Linked DNA regions of Homo sapiens: region 1 is linked to region 2. A link is a contact called in ENCODE Hi-C or POLR2A ChIA-PET data. All regions are on one chromosome and are shown on one strand. The core of a region is the stretch at or near the end of the contact, and the rest is flanking DNA. Distances in the headings are between cores, read along the strand shown.

What was found. A loop is a pair of places that touch in the nucleus more often than their neighbours do. ChIA-PET counts read pairs that join two places held with the same protein, here RNA polymerase II (POLR2A).
Region 1: POLR2A ChIA-PET joins it to region 2 with 11 read pairs in WTC11. The contact joins the promoter of APPBP2 here to the enhancer-like site in region 2. A Hi-C loop is called at or near these places in 1 of 168 maps with a recorded cell type or tissue (psoas muscle). POLR2A ChIA-PET finds 5 or more read pairs at or near these places in 3 of 52 experiments (WTC11, activated CD4-positive, alpha-beta T cell and activated naive CD8-positive, alpha-beta T cell).

Annotation. Positions count from the first base shown.
Region 1 is chr17:60,523,977-60,531,607 of GRCh38, forward strand. It overlaps APPBP2 (amyloid beta precursor protein binding protein 2), which reads right to left and starts at 2,266. Exons shown (of 13, transcript NM_006380.5): 1 at 1,818-2,266. The coding sequence starts at 1,955. RefSeq lists enhancers at 1,177-1,885, 1,606-1,875 and a silencer at 1,956-2,095.
Region 2 is chr17:60,368,621-60,376,194 of GRCh38, forward strand. All of the region lies in intron 1 of USP32 (ubiquitin specific peptidase 32), which reads right to left. Among named protein-coding and RNA genes, the nearest start is that of USP32, 20 kb to the right of the region's middle. Within about 2 kb of position 4,676, at least 4 of the 41 ENCODE cell types and tissues checked have a DNase peak (open chromatin) inside an H3K27ac peak, as active enhancers do.

The DNA.
Region 1 (7,631 bases), core at 1,016-3,515, 150 kb after region 2:
CACAACATAGTTACAGGCACATGTTTAACACTTCCCTCATCTTAGCACAGTGCCATACTCCCAATAAGCATACAACTATTAAGAAGTAAAAGTGTACCAAAAAGGAGCAATATTAAAACTGTGTGAACTATGTGAAACAGAAATTCTAACAAAAGCACCATCTATTCATACTAATAATCTTCAAATGAAAAGCTTCAATTAGAAGTGAAAGTTACTAAAAGATATTCAAGTATTTTGAACGAATTCAACTAGTAAATACACTTGGATTACATTCCCAATGATTTCCTCTGAGAGATTACATATGAGGTACAAGATTACACATGATTTAATAAAATGGACAGAGAGCACACACAAAGCTGCAGTTTCCCAGGCTGAGAAAGACAAATCTAATTTGTCCTTCCTGGGGAGGAATGTATCTTAAATGAACAAAATTTCCTTAGAATACACAAAAGTAAATCAATGTATCAAAGGGATTAGGAAAAAAGGGAGCTTTTTCTCGAAATCCAAAATAATAATACGCATGACCTAAATGAATCTTCTCCAAATATTTAGGGGGGAAACCCCACTTTAATTGTTAGAATTGGTGCAAAGCAGCTGGATTTAGTAGAACGCAGCCCATCAACTGCTAATTCTGAAAAAAAAAAAAAAAAAAAAAAAAAAATCTAGGGGTGGAGAAAGCAGGCAATCTTCCCAATAAAACAACTGCCACAAAACACTGTACATACGTAAGAACATAAACATCTGTTAAAATATCAGTTTACACTGTTCCAGCCAACTTACAGATCAAGAGGAAGTATTTAAGGTCTAAAAAATAAATTACATTCTACTTTTAGTCACATTTTGCATGGGTGGCTACTGGACACTAGGAGTTATCGACGCGGATTCAAGACAAGGAAGACTGAATAATAAATCCAGTGTTCACATTCAAATGTGGGGGAGAGAAAAGGGCAGGCTCTGAGTCCATAAAGTTCTCCACACTCTGAAAACACTGCAAAAATAGTCCACATCTAAGGACACTTACCCTTGAAACTCCTTGGAGAGTGGCTTGGGAGACTTGCTGTTCAGATTTTTGAGGGGGAGTGATTTAAGAATGCTGCAAGATTGCAACTTTCAAACACAGGAACATAATCTAAAGTGTTTTTTTCTTTCAGTAAAGATCTCTCCCTGTCCTCTTCAAACAGTTGATCAGCACTCCCATTTTCACAAAATCCCTAATTCAAGTATAGAGCCCCTCCTCTCCCACAAAAAAATCAAAGCTTTAAAGAATATGCAAATAAAACACACAGATTATTTCCAATAATCCCTAACTCCTTCCCAATTGGGAAAAGAAAGGAGAAACGAAGGAACACGAAGCAAAAACACCAAAACACTCGGGGAAGGAAGGCGGCGAGATGAGAAAGTAGGAATGGGTGGGGGGAGGAGCACGGAAAAAAGTCCAGCTGATGCTGACACTTAATTGGAAGGAGAGGATGGAAAATATCCTGAAGATACGGGCTAGAAGGAAAGGACTAGGTGGGACAGGGGCGCGATAGAGTAAGTCCACGCAAAAGGCCTACCCAAGAGGGCCACTGTGTAGAAGGGAACACCAACAGGGAGCAAGACTCCCCAAGATTACTTCAAGGCCCCAAAGCTTAAGAGACAGGGCATAGGGAGATGGGGTGCTTCTCCACTGGCAATGCAGACACCGCACCAGACGTTTCGGGAGGCAAGTCTGCCGGAAGGGGTGAGGGGTTAACTGCGGGGGTTCGCAGACGTGGAAGGGGGTGCGGCCCCCGGGGTTGCTGGAGGAGAGCAGAGAGGAGGCCCACGGCGCATACCTTGTAGTAAACATCAAACTGGATGTTCTCGGGCAAGGAGCGGATGTCTCGGCGGGAGCGGATGTAGTTGTCCACGACAGCGGAGATGGCGGTGTTATAGAGAGTCTCTGGGATCCACTCTAGTTCCACGGCCGCCATCTTCCTTCCCTCCTCCTCCGCCTCCTCCGCCTCCTCCTCCCGAAGGCCCCCACCTCCCTCCGTAGCGAACCCCTCTGCGGCCCCGGAGGATTCGGAGGGGCGGTGGCAGCCACGCGGGCGCACGGCAGAAGGCACGGCCGCCCTGCCTCCTCCGGGGGCAAACTGAGGGACGGCGGCAGCGGACGCAGGCCCGAGTAAAAAGTGGGACAGAAAACAGCGGCCAGCCAGGCCAAAAGCGTCACAATCCCGGTTCGAGAGGAACCCGGGTTCCGTCCCAGCGCTGATCTCTGCAGGGGCGGGGCTGCGTGTGCGGCGTCATGACGTAAGCGCACGCCGGCGCGCCGGAGGGGAGGAATGCGGCAGGCGGAAAACTTAGGAAGAGCTGGATGCCTCCCACGGAGAGCGTCCCTTCCAAGCGGCCCCGGAGTGGAGTGGAGTGGAGTGGATAGGGGTAGACTTTTCACACGGGGACAAATTATTACAGGATATCTGCGCCCCCTGTTCCGAGTCACTCGGGGCCATCGGTTACTTCAGCAGGTTCTCTGCATCACGGACCCTTTTGAGGCTCAGGTAAAAGTTTGGATCCTCTCCCCACAAACGAGCAAAATTATCTGTACATTGAAAATTATGCATTGAGAAAATTCACATTACTCTAGAAACCCTTAGACTGCAGTTCCTAACCCAAGTTAAGAACCCGCGGTCCAGGAACTAGGGGTAACGATAGAAGAGAGACTTGTTTTTCTTTGTATAACCATTTGCACCGTTGTAACTTTTTGACCATGTTTCTTTATCCAAATGAAATTTCCGAAAAAAGAAAACTCCTGCCCCAGAACTTCGTAGGAAAACTAGCTTGATTATGGAATTACAAATAATAGTAAGAGAAAAAAGGCTAAGTGGTGGCCGTGATAGGACTTAATGGTATTTCAATTCCCAGAGTTACAGTGGCGGCTTCAAGGGATTGTTGAATAATTGGGAGTACTTGTTTCAGCTTCTTTCCTTCCTCAGCCTGAACATCTGCTGTTTATGTAACTTAATTTCCTAAGTCTGCGATTTCAAGAATTTGATGCAACATCTTTCTGTTCTAGGAATTTACCATGGAAATTATTGGCCATAATTGTTGGTGACACTATCAAACTCATAGTCACTCTATAACGATGTAAGTCCAGAAAACAGCCATAATAATAATGTCCTGATTGATATTTAGAGCTAAAAGAAGTGGAAAGAGTTATTTCAATTTACCCTTCACCTGGTACTTCAGTGTTAAGTGGTTAAATAATTCCACAAAAAATAAACACTCTTAATCTTCTTCAGTCTATATAAATTCTTACTCTATACTGTGAACCTAGGAAAGCTGTGGATGGCCTCAAGATCAGATTGCCAGTTTAGCAAGTAAAAAACTACAAGGCTGGGCGCGGTGGCTCACACCTGTAATCTCAGCACTTGGGAGGCCGAGGCGGGTGGATCACGAGGTCAGGAGATCGAGACCATCCTGGCTAACACGGTGAAACCCCGTCTTTACTAAAAATACAAAAAATTAGCCCGTGGTGGCGGGCGCCTGTAGTCCCAGCTACTCGGGAGGCTGAGGCAGGAGAATGGCGTGAACCCGGGAGGCGGAGCTTGCAGTGAGCCAGGATCGCGCCACTGCACTCCAGCCTGGGCAACAGAGCGAGACTCCGTCTCAAAAAAAAGAAAAAAAAAATTACAAGTGCCCAGTCACATCTTAATGTCAGATAAACAACAAATGGTTTTGAAATGTAAGTATGTTCTGTGCAATAGTTTTGCTCATGCCTTCGGAGCCACTCAAGTGTATCAGTTCATTCAGCAAATCCTTCATCACTTCTTAGACACTGGCGCTTTTGAAGATCAGGATCCCTGCCCCACATAAAAGAATAATTATTATCTCTGCAAATATTGCAGGGGACATATTTATACTAAAAACTTATTTGTGACCAGCCTGGGCAACATAGCAAGACCCCATCTCTACAAAAAAAAAATAGCCACATGTGGTGGTGTGCACCTGTAGTCCTAGCTACTCAGGAGGCTGAGGCAGGAGGATTACTTGAGCCCAGAATGTTGAGTGAGCCATGATCATGCCACTGCACTCCAGCCTGGGTGGCAGAATGAGACCCTGTCTCAGAAAACAACAACAACAAAAAACTTTGTTGTTCATCTGAAACTCACATTTAACTGGACACCTGTATTTTATCCAGCAATCCTACCTAAAGGGATCCATGAATCCCCTAACATTGAATGCACATGTTCTTGGACATTTTGGCTAAATCAGGACCCGTATTAAGCTCCTGTAAACAGGTAAAGGTGTGTCAGACACACATATTGATTGCTTTATGGACCTTAGATGCTGAGTGTATTAGTCCGTTTACACACTGCTAATAAAGACATAGCTGAGACTGGGCAATTTATAAAAGAAAGAGGTTTATTGGGTTTACAGTTCCACATGGCTGAGGAGGCCTCACAATCATGGTGGAAGGCAAGGAGGAGCAAGTCACATCTTAATGTGGATGGCAGCAGGCAAAAAGAGACAACCGAAAGGAGTTTCTCCTTATAAAACCATCAGATCTCATGAGACTACCACAAGAACAGCGTGGGAGAAACCACCCCCATGATTCAGTGATCTCCCACTGGGTCCCTCCCACAACACGTGGGAATTATCAGAGTACAATTCAAGATGAGATTTGGGTGGGGACACAGAGCAAAACCATATGACTGAGTTAGACATTAAAAAATGTATATAGTCACAAAGGGGACTCTGGATGGAAGGGCCTCTTGATCCCTTCTTCACTGCTTTCAGATTGAAAGTTATTCAGATGTGTATGATGGACTAGGAGGTCGTGACCAAGAGCAGATAAACTGCCAGAAAGGATAAGTCCCCTGAGAAGGACTTAGTCCTGGCAGTATTCATCACCTTCTAACTGAAGAGCCCTTGGGCCCTAAATGACCAGCAGATATACCCAGATACTATGTTGAGGACCTTGGGTGAACCTCTGAGACTTGCTGGCTTCAGATGCCAGCATGGCCACAGAGGGGTAGAGCACCAAGTGGGCCCTTGGGGTTCCTGATTCCAGGACTTGACTCCTAAATGGCATTTCTGACCTGCCCTGGTCCAGAGTAGAGCCTTCTGCCCTGACGGTTGAGTCTCTGCCCAGACAGCATTCACCACACACTGACTTGAGAGGCCGTGGGCCTTAAGGAAACATCCGTGGAAGTCTGGCAGTACTCCCTGTGGCCTGTGGTGATGGTGGTTACAGAGTGAGGCTAGTCTCCCTTTGGGAAGGAAAGGGAAGAGTAGGAAGGACTGTGTCTTACGGTTTGAGAGCCAGCTCAGCTGCAATACAGTATAACACCAGGTAGACTTCTGAGATTTTTTACTCTAGTCTCTGACTCCTGGACTGTACATCTGGACCTACCCAGGGCCTGGGGGAACTCGCCACCCTGAAGGGAAGGACACACGCCTGGATGGCTTTGCCATCTGCTAATTGTAGAGCCCCAGGGCCTTGAGTGAACATAAGCAGTAGCCAGGGAGTGGTTACAGCAGGTCTTGGGTGAGACCCAATGCTATGCTGGCTTCATCTCTAACCCAGTCCAGTCATAGTGGGGGTGGCCACAGAGGTACTTCTGTCACTCCACTCCCAGCTTTATGTGGCTCAGAACAGAGAGAGAAATTCCATTTGTTTGGGAGAAAGTAAGGTAAGAGAACAAGAGTCTTTGCCTGGTAATCCAGAGAATTTCTCCCAGATGCTGTCCTTGACCATCAAGGTGGTACCCCTAAGAGTCTGCAAGAACTTCAGAGAACTACAGTGTTATTGGGTTCGGGGTAATCCCTCCCCCAGCTCCAGGCAGCTCAGCACAGAGAGAGAGACTGTTTGTGTTTAAAGAATGTAAGGGAAGAGAACAAGAGTTTCTGCCTGGTAATCCAGGGAATTCCCTTGGATCTTACCCATGAACACCAAGGTGGTACCTCTACAAGTCAGCAAGAACCACAGCGTTACTAGGCTTGAGGTGCCCCCTAAAGCAGATACAGCTTAGATCACAGTAGTGAAGTCCTTTGAAATACCTGGAAAGCCTTCCCAAGAAGGACAAGTACAAACAAGCCCAGACACTGGAGACTGATAATATCCAACTCTTCAATGCCCAGAGAGTGAAGAATATCTATAGCATCAGCACCATCCAGGAAAACATGACCTCACCAAATGAACTAAAGAAACCACCAGAGACCAGTCCTAGAGAAACAGACATATGAGACCTTTCAGACAGAATTCAAAATAGCCATGTTGAAGAAACTCAAAGAAATTCAAGATAATGGAAAGAAGGAATTCAGAATTCTATCAGATAAACTTAACAAATAAATCGAAATAATTAAAAAGAAGCAGAAATTCTGGAGCTGAAAAATGTAATTAGCATACTGAAGAAAGCATCAGAATCTTTTTTTGTTTGTTTTTTTTTTTTTTGAGGTAAGGCCATACTCTGTTACTGAGGCTGGAGTGCAGTGGCAGGATATCAGCTCACTACAGCCTCAGCCTCACAGGCTCAAGCAGTCTTCCTGCCTCAGTCCCCTGAGAAGCTGAGACTACAGGTGTGTACCACCATGCTCGGCTTGTATTTTTTGTAGAGATAGAGTTTTGCTATGTTGCCCAGGCTGGTCTTGAACTCCTGGGCTCAAGTGATCTATCTGCTTCAGCCTCTCAAAGTTCTGGGATTACAGGTGTGAGCCACCACACCCAGCCTCGAGTCTTTTAGTAGCAGAATTATTCAAGCAGAAGAAAGAATTAGTGAGCTTGAAGACAGGCTATTTGAAAATACATGATCAGGGAGACAAAAGAAAAAGGAATAAAAAATAATGAAGCATGCCTACAGGATCTAGAAAATAGCCTAAAAAGGGCAAATCTAAGAGTTATTGACCTTACAGAGGAGGTAGAAAAAGAGATTGATGTAGAAAGTTTATTCAAAGGGATAATAACTGAGAACTCCTCAAACTTAGAGAAAGATACCAATATCCAAGTCCAAGAAGGTTATAGAACACCAAACAGATTTAACCCGAAGAAGACTACCTCAAAGCATTCAATAATCAAACTCCCAAAGATCAAGGATAAATAAAGGTTTCCCTGACAAAAGCTGAGGAATTTCAACACCAGACCTGTCCTTCAAGAAATGCTAAAGGGAATACTTCAATGAGAAAGAAAAAGACATTAATGAGCAATAAATCATCTGAAGGTACAAAATCACTGGTAATAGGACATAAACAGAAAAATAGAGAACATTATAACACTATAACCATGGTGTAGAAACTACTTATTCTAAGTAGAAAGACTAAATGATGAACCAATCAAAAATAATAACTGTGACAACTTTTCAAGACATAGACTATATAAGATATAAATAGAAATAGCAAAAAGTTAAAAAACAGAGATGAAGTTAAGACATAGAGTTTTTGTTAGTTTTTTTTTTTTTGCTTGTTTGTTTATGTAAATAGTGTTAAATTGTTATCAGGTTATAATAATGGGTCATAAGATAGTATTTGCAAGCCTCATGTTAGCCTAAAACCAAAAAACATACAATGGATACACAAAAAATAAAAGGCAGGAAACTAAATAATATCAGAGAAAATCACTTTCACTAGAGGAAAACACAGGAAGGAAACAAGACCACAGAACAATTAGA
Region 2 (7,574 bases), core at 3,426-5,925:
TATTAAAACTAAGAATTAAATCTACCCATCAAAAAATAGTAAACATAAAGTAAGTCCAGGGGTTTATGTTTCTACTGCACATAGTAAGCACTTCACAGTTGTCAGCAATTTCCTAATAATCATACATGGTTCTATACACAACCTCGAAATGGCAACATTATTAAGTTTTAATACATATAAGCGAAAGTGTACAAACATTTCCCAAACAACCAAACCAAAACAAATAAAAGTCTGGACTTCATATAATGCAATCCAAGTTTCTCTGAGAAAATGAAAAAGTTTCTGATGCAAGACAACATGGAGAAAATTAAAACAAAACATATGAGGCAGAAAAGGAGTTAGTACACATACACGAATTATTTTTTAAAAGATTTTTTTTTTTTTTTTTTTTTGAGACGGAGTCTCGCTCTGTCGCCCAGGCTGGAGTGCAGTGGCGGGATCTCGGCTCACTGCAAGCTCCGCCTCCCGGGTTCACGCCATTCTCCTGCCTCAGCCTCCCAAGTAGCTGGGACTACAGGCGCCCGCCACTACGCCCGGCTAATTTTTTGTATTTTTAGTAGAGACGGGGTTTCACCGTTTTAGCTGGGATGGTCTCGATCTCCTGACCTCGTGATCCGCCCGCCTCGGCCTCCCAAAGTGCTGGGATTACAGGCGTGAGCCACCGCGCCCGGCCAAAAGATATTTTTTAAGCCAGGCATGGTGACATCTGCCTGTAATCCCAGCTACTTGGGAGGCTGAGGTGGGAGGATCACTTGAACCCAGAAGTTCAAGACACCCTAAGCAACATAGCAAGACCCCTACCTAAAAAAAAAAAAAAAAAAAAAATCCTAACTTTTTACTACACTCCAAGATAAATTTTGGGTGAATTTTAAAAAGTTAAACACTAGAAATATGAAGTCATAAATTAGAATTGTTTTTCAGATATATGTAAGAGTAAAAATGTAAAACTTCAGAAGTGAAACAGAAACACAACAATTGGCAGATCTGACATATACAAAATTTTAACTCATACACATTAAAAGTAGCAATACAAAACAAATAGCAATGTTAAACTAACTGGAGAAAATACTTGCAGCAAATTAGTGAAATAGTTGATTAAATTCAAGGTACTTATTAAGTTCTACACAATGATTTTTTTTTAAGAGACAGGTTCTTGCTGTCACCCAGGCTGGAGTGCAGTAATCATAACTCACTGCAGACTTGAACTCCCTGGCTCAAGTGATTCTCCTGCCTCAGCCTCTCAAGCAGCTAGGACTACATGCACTTGCTACCATGCTCAGCTAATTAAAAAAAAGATTTTGTAGAGACAAGGTCTCACTATGTTGCCTAGGCTAGTCTCGAACTCCTGCCTCAAGTAATCCTCCCACCTTGGCCTCCCAAACTCCTGGGATTACAGGTGTAAGCCAGCGTGCACAGCCTACAAAATAATTTTTTTTTTTTTTGAGACAGAGTTTCACTCTTGTTGCCCAGGCTGGATTGCAATGGCCCCATCTCAGCTCACTGCATCCTCCACCTCCTGGGTTCAAGCAATTCTCCTGTCTCAGCCTCTAGCCAGAAAAGTAAAAGAAAAAATTATAAAAATAAAAAGAATTTTTTTAAATGTTTAAACAAACACATCTTTAAGAACTAAAATGATGACAACAACAAAGGACAAAAAGACAATGAAAATAATGAAGAAATACAACTACCAAAAATGGGAAAGGTTCTACTTTGACACCAATCCAAAAAAAACCAATTAAAACAAGCTACCATTTTAGATTACTCAATTAGCAAAGAATTTTTTGCAAATGATAATACCAAATGCTGAAAGGGTTTTAGTAAATTAACACTCAGATTCCACTTTCAAAAAATTATTTGAGGCTGGATGCAATGGCTCACACCTGTAATCCCAACACTTTGGGAGGCCGAGGCGGGAGGATCACTTGAGGTCAGAAGTTCAAGACCAGCATGGGCAACATGGCAAAACCCTGCCTCTACAAAAAAAAATACAAAAAAAATTAGCTGGGCATGGTGGTGCCCACCCAACCACTCAGGAGGAGGCTGAGGTAGAAGGATCCCTTAAGCCCGAGAGGTCGAGGCTACAGTGAGTTGTGATCACACCACTATACTCCAGCCTGAGTGACAGAGTGAAATGCTACTGTCTCAAAAAAAAAAAAAAAAAAAGAAGAAAAGAGAAAAAAATACATTTTGAGCAGCAAGTTGTGGTGGCTCAATGCTTGTAATCCCAGCAACTGGGAGGCTGAGGCAAGAGTGTCTCTTGAGGCCAGGAGTTTGGGACCAGCCTGAGCAACATAGCAAGATCCCATCTCTAAAAAAATTAAAAGTAGCAAGGCATGGTGGCTCATGCCTATAATCCCAGCACTTTGAGAGGCCAAGGCTGGAAGATTGCTTGAGACCAGGAGGTTGAGACTATCTTAGACAACACAGTGAGACCCCCATCTCTACAATAAAAATAAAAATAATAAATTAATTAATTAAAAACAATTAGCTGGGTATGGTGGTGTGAACTCATAGTCCCAGCTGTTCCAGAGGCAGAGGCAGGAGGATTGCTTGAGCCCAAGAGTTCCAAGGCTGCAGTGAGCACCACTGCACTTCAGCCTGAGCAACAGGGGAAGACTCTGTCTCTAAAAATTAAAAAAAAAAAAAAAAAAAAAAAAATTAAATGGCCGGGCGCAGTGGCTCACACGTATAATCCCAGCACTTTGGGAGGCCAAGGCGGGTGGATCACCTGAGGTCAGGATTTCAAGACCAGCCTGGCCAATGTGGTGAAACCCCGTCTCTACTAAAAATACAAAAATCAGCCAGGTGCGGTGGCACACGCCTATATAATCCCAGCTACTCAGGAAGCTGAGGCAGGAGAATCGCTTGAACTTGGGAGGTGGAGGTTGCAATAAGCCAAGACTGCACTACTGCACTCCAGCCTGGGCAACAGAGCAAGATTCTGTCTCAAAAAAAAAAAAAATTAAATGAAACACATGTATAAATGGCCAACATGCACATATAAAGGGTGTTCAACATCACTTAGTCAAGGAAATGCAGATTAATCCACATTGAGATACTACTTTCCAACAATCAGGATGGCTAAACTGAAAGACTGACAATATGAAGCACCAGTCCTGCAAGCTCCTTTCATGTAAGTAAAAAGGCCACATGAGACATTAGAAGAATAAACTGCCAACAACTCATAGTCTTGAAAGGAGACTTAGGCAAGTGACAGTGTTCAGGGTTGAATTAGTGATAAATACTTAGAATACTAAGCAAACACAAATAAAATCAGTCATCAGCTCCAAGGAAAACAAACATTGTGCTAGAAAAGTAATCAAAACTTACTACCTAATTTCAGCTGTGAATCCTACGCATATGCTCATAAGGTAAACATTTAACAGTTATCTAAAATTACCATATAACTATTGCGGTAGGATTAAGTAACAGGGAGAGGGGAAGGGGAAGTGGCTAAGGTGGAAGGAAGGGAGAGACAACTAAATTCTCATGCTCAGAAGTGGGAAGTCAACAGATAATGCTGAAACTGAAAAATCAATACCAAATACCAAAGATCAACTAAAAGAATACAAAGTGGTCTCCTCTAAGAGAAGGAAAATGCCAAGGAAAATTAAGGAGCTGGTTGTCATTTAACAAATCCTGGTCAAGCTATTAACACTTTAAACTACAGTTATGCATCACAAATGACAGGAATGCATCGTTAGGTGATTTCATCATTGTGCAGACATCAGCGTGCTTACACAAACTTAGATGGTATAGACTACTACACACCTAGGCTATATGGGATGGCCTATTACTCCTAGGCTACAAACCTACACAGCATATTACTGTACTGAATATTGGAGGCAACTGTAACACAGTATTTGTGTATCTAAACATATCTAAACATAGAAAAGGTATAGTAAAAATATAGCCTTAAAGATAAAAAAAAAAAAAAGTCCAGGCACGGTGGCTCACTCCTGTAATCCCAGCACTTTGGAAGACTGAGGTGGGAGAATCACTTGAGGCCAGGGGTTTGAGACCAGTCTGGGTAACACAGTAAGACCCCGTTCTCTACATTAAAAAAAAAAAAAGAAAAATTTCCCAGGCTTGGTGGCATGTGCCTCCAAGCTACTGAAGACATTGAGGCAGGAGGATAACTTGAGCCCTTGAGCCCAAGAGGTCCAGGCTGCAGTGAGCTATGATCATGCCACTCCAGCCTGGGTGACAGAGTGAGACCCTGTCTAAAAAAAAAAAAAAAAAAAAGACAAAAAAATGGTTCACCTAGGCTGGGCTTGGTGACTCACATCTGTAATCTCAGAGCTCTGGGAGGCCAAGGCAGGAGACTTGAGCCCAGGAGTTCAAGAATAGCCTGGCTAACATAGCGAGGTCTCTACAAAACATAAAAAACAAAAAAATCAGCCAGGTATGGTGGCATGCACCCATAGTCGCAGCTACTCTATAGGCTAAGGTGGGAGGATAGCTAGAGGCTAAAGTGGGAGACAATCTCTTGAGCCCAGGAGCTCGAGGCTACAGTAAGCCATGATCACGCCACTTCAATCTACCCTGGGTGACTGAACAAGACCCTGTCTCGAGACAAAACTAAAAATCTTTTTTTAAAAAAGGTACACCTATATAGGGCACTTACCATGAATAGAGCTTGCAGGATGAGAAGTTGTTCTGGGTGAGTCAGTGAGAGACTTAGGGGTGAGTCAATGTTGAAGTCCTAGCCCTAGGACATTACCATGGAGTACTGCAGTAGATTTTATAAACACTGTGCAATTCGGTTACACCAAATTTACTAATTTTTTCTTCAATAATAAATTAATTTTAGCTTACTGTAATTTTTTTTTTTTTTTTTTGAGACCAAGTCTTGCTTTGACACCCAGGCTAGAGTGCAGTGGCACGATCTTGGCTCACTGCAACCTGCACCTCCTGGGTTCAAGCAATTCTCGTGCCTCAGCCTCAGCCTCCTGAGTAGCTAGGATTACAGGCGTGCACCACCACAACCGGCTAATTTTTGTATATTTTAGGAGAGACAGGGTTTCACCATGTTAGCCTGGCTGGTCTCAAACTCCTGGCCTCAAATGATCCACCCGCCTCGTCCTCCCACAGTGTTGGGTTACAAGCGTGAGCCACCATGCCCAGCCAGCTTACTGTAACTTTTTTACTTCATAAACTTTTAAATTTAACTTGTTGGCTCTTATAATAACCCTTACCTTAAAACACATTGTACAGTGTCCAAAAATATTTTTTCTTTATATCTTTATTTAAAAAGTTTTTACTATTCATGTTTTATTTTCCTTTTTAAGCTTTCTTGCTAAAAATGAAGACATACACTTTGGGAGGCCGAGGTGGGCGTATCACCTGAGGTCAGGAGTTCAAGACCAGCCTGGCCAACATGGCAAAACCCATCTCTACTAAAAATACAAAAATTAGCTGGGTGTGGTGGCATGCACCTGTAATCCCAGCTATTTGGGAGGCTGAGGCAAGAGAATCGCTTGAACCAGGGAGGCGGAGGTTGCAGTGTGCAGAGATCACACCACTGCACTCTAGCCTCAGGGACAGAGTGAGACTCTGTCTCCAAAAAAAAAAGAAAAAAGACATAAACACACACCTTAGCCTAGGCCTACACAGCATCAAGATCATCAATATCACTGTCTTCCACCTTCACGTATTGTCCCACTGGAAAGTCTTCAGGGCAATAACACACATGGAGCTGTCATCTTCTATGACAATAATGCCTTCTTCTGAAATACCTCCTGAAGGACTTGCCTAAGGCTGTTACAGTTAAGTTTTGTTTTTTTTTTTTTGAGACAGAGTCTTACTCTGTCTCCCAGGCTGGAAGAGTGCACTGGCGTGATCAAGGCTCACCCCAGCCTGAACCTCCTAGGCTCAAGTGATCCTCCCACTCCAGCCTCCTGAGTAGCTAGGACCACAGGCGTGTGCCTAATTTTTGTATTTTTTGTAGAGACAGGTTTTCACCATGTTGCCCAGGCTGGTCTCAAACTCCTGGGCTCAAGCAACCCACCCAAAATGCTGGGATTACAGGTGGGAGCCACCACGTTCAGCCAACTTTTATTTAAATAAATAGAAGGAGTATACTCTAAAATAATGATTAAAGGTATAGTATAGTAAATGACTACATAAAAAAAGCAAAAAGCAAAAACAAGTAAATGGCTACGATGTCACTAGGCAATAGGAATTTTTCAGCTCTACTATTATCTTATGGGATCACAGTTGTGTATGCAGTCCATCGTTAACCAAAACATCATCATGCAGCACATGACTGTATAGGTATGTATAACATGGACAGAAACAGACATCTCAGAAAAAGCAAGATACAAAATTTTATGTACATTATGATTAAAACAATACTAAACACTAATTTGAAAAAAGAGTAACAGCAAATAATTAGCTGTGTTTGGTGATGAGATCATTAGTGAAATTTTCTCCCTTTATCTTCCAATCTCTTAGTAATCTTGTATATTGTTTTTTGTAATATTTAAATAAGTTTTACAAAAGTGCTGTTGGTGGCTGGTAGTTGATATTCCTGTTTGTCTTTGTTTATGAAGCTCCCTCCTTCTCTGTGGATACCACGCTTCTTCTTACCCTATATATCTATAACCAACTGTGAGAGAGTTTTTAATGTTTTGACAAAAAATTTTAAAGGTCACACAGAACAATCATAATCTTTTCCACTGATTACTATGATCCCTTTGAATAGTCTCAGCTTGCATGGTCATTTTTACAGTCCCATACTACTATGCAAACTGAGAAATGACTACATATAATATAGATTTACTCTCTATCTTAGTAATTTTCATCTTTATCATTGAGTACTTAAAGGAACGTCTACAATGCACCATAAACCATACAGCAGAATGTTAGAATTTTCACTATAAAACCAAACACGTCATATATGCACACCCATGAAGTGTACAAACAATACATACTAAATTATCTCTTAACACTATTTTTCCTTTTTCTGGTGTTTTGTTGTTGTTTGTTTGTTTGTTTTTGTGATGGAGTCTCGCTCTGTCGCTCAGGCTGGAGTGCAGTGGCACGATCTTGGCTCACTGCAACCTCCGCCTCCTGGGTTCAAGTGAGTCTCCTGCCTCAGTCTCCCCAAGTAGCTGGGACTACAGGTGCATGCCACCATGCCCAGCTAATTTTTATTGTATTTTTAGTAGAGACGAGGTTTCACCATGTTGGCCAGGGTGGTCTCAAACTCTTGACCTCAGGTGATCTGCCTGTCTCAGCCTCCCAAAGTGCTCGGATTACAGGGGTGAGCCACTATGCCCGGCCAAATCTTTAATTTCTAAACTAATTTGGAAAGACAGAAAAATTTGTATCTTCCTATGTGTGTAATCAAAAAATAGTAGTCAAAATATTCATTGCATTTTCACTGTCACTCAATCTTTTGCCAATTATAATCTAATTTTTTTTAGTTTTTGTTTTTAGAGACGGGGTCTCACTCCTGTCGCCCAGGCTGGAATGCAGTGGCACAATCATGGCTCACTACAGCCTCAAATTTCTGGACTCAAGAAATCCTCCAGTCTAAGCTTCCCAAGGAGCTGAGATTACAAATGCGA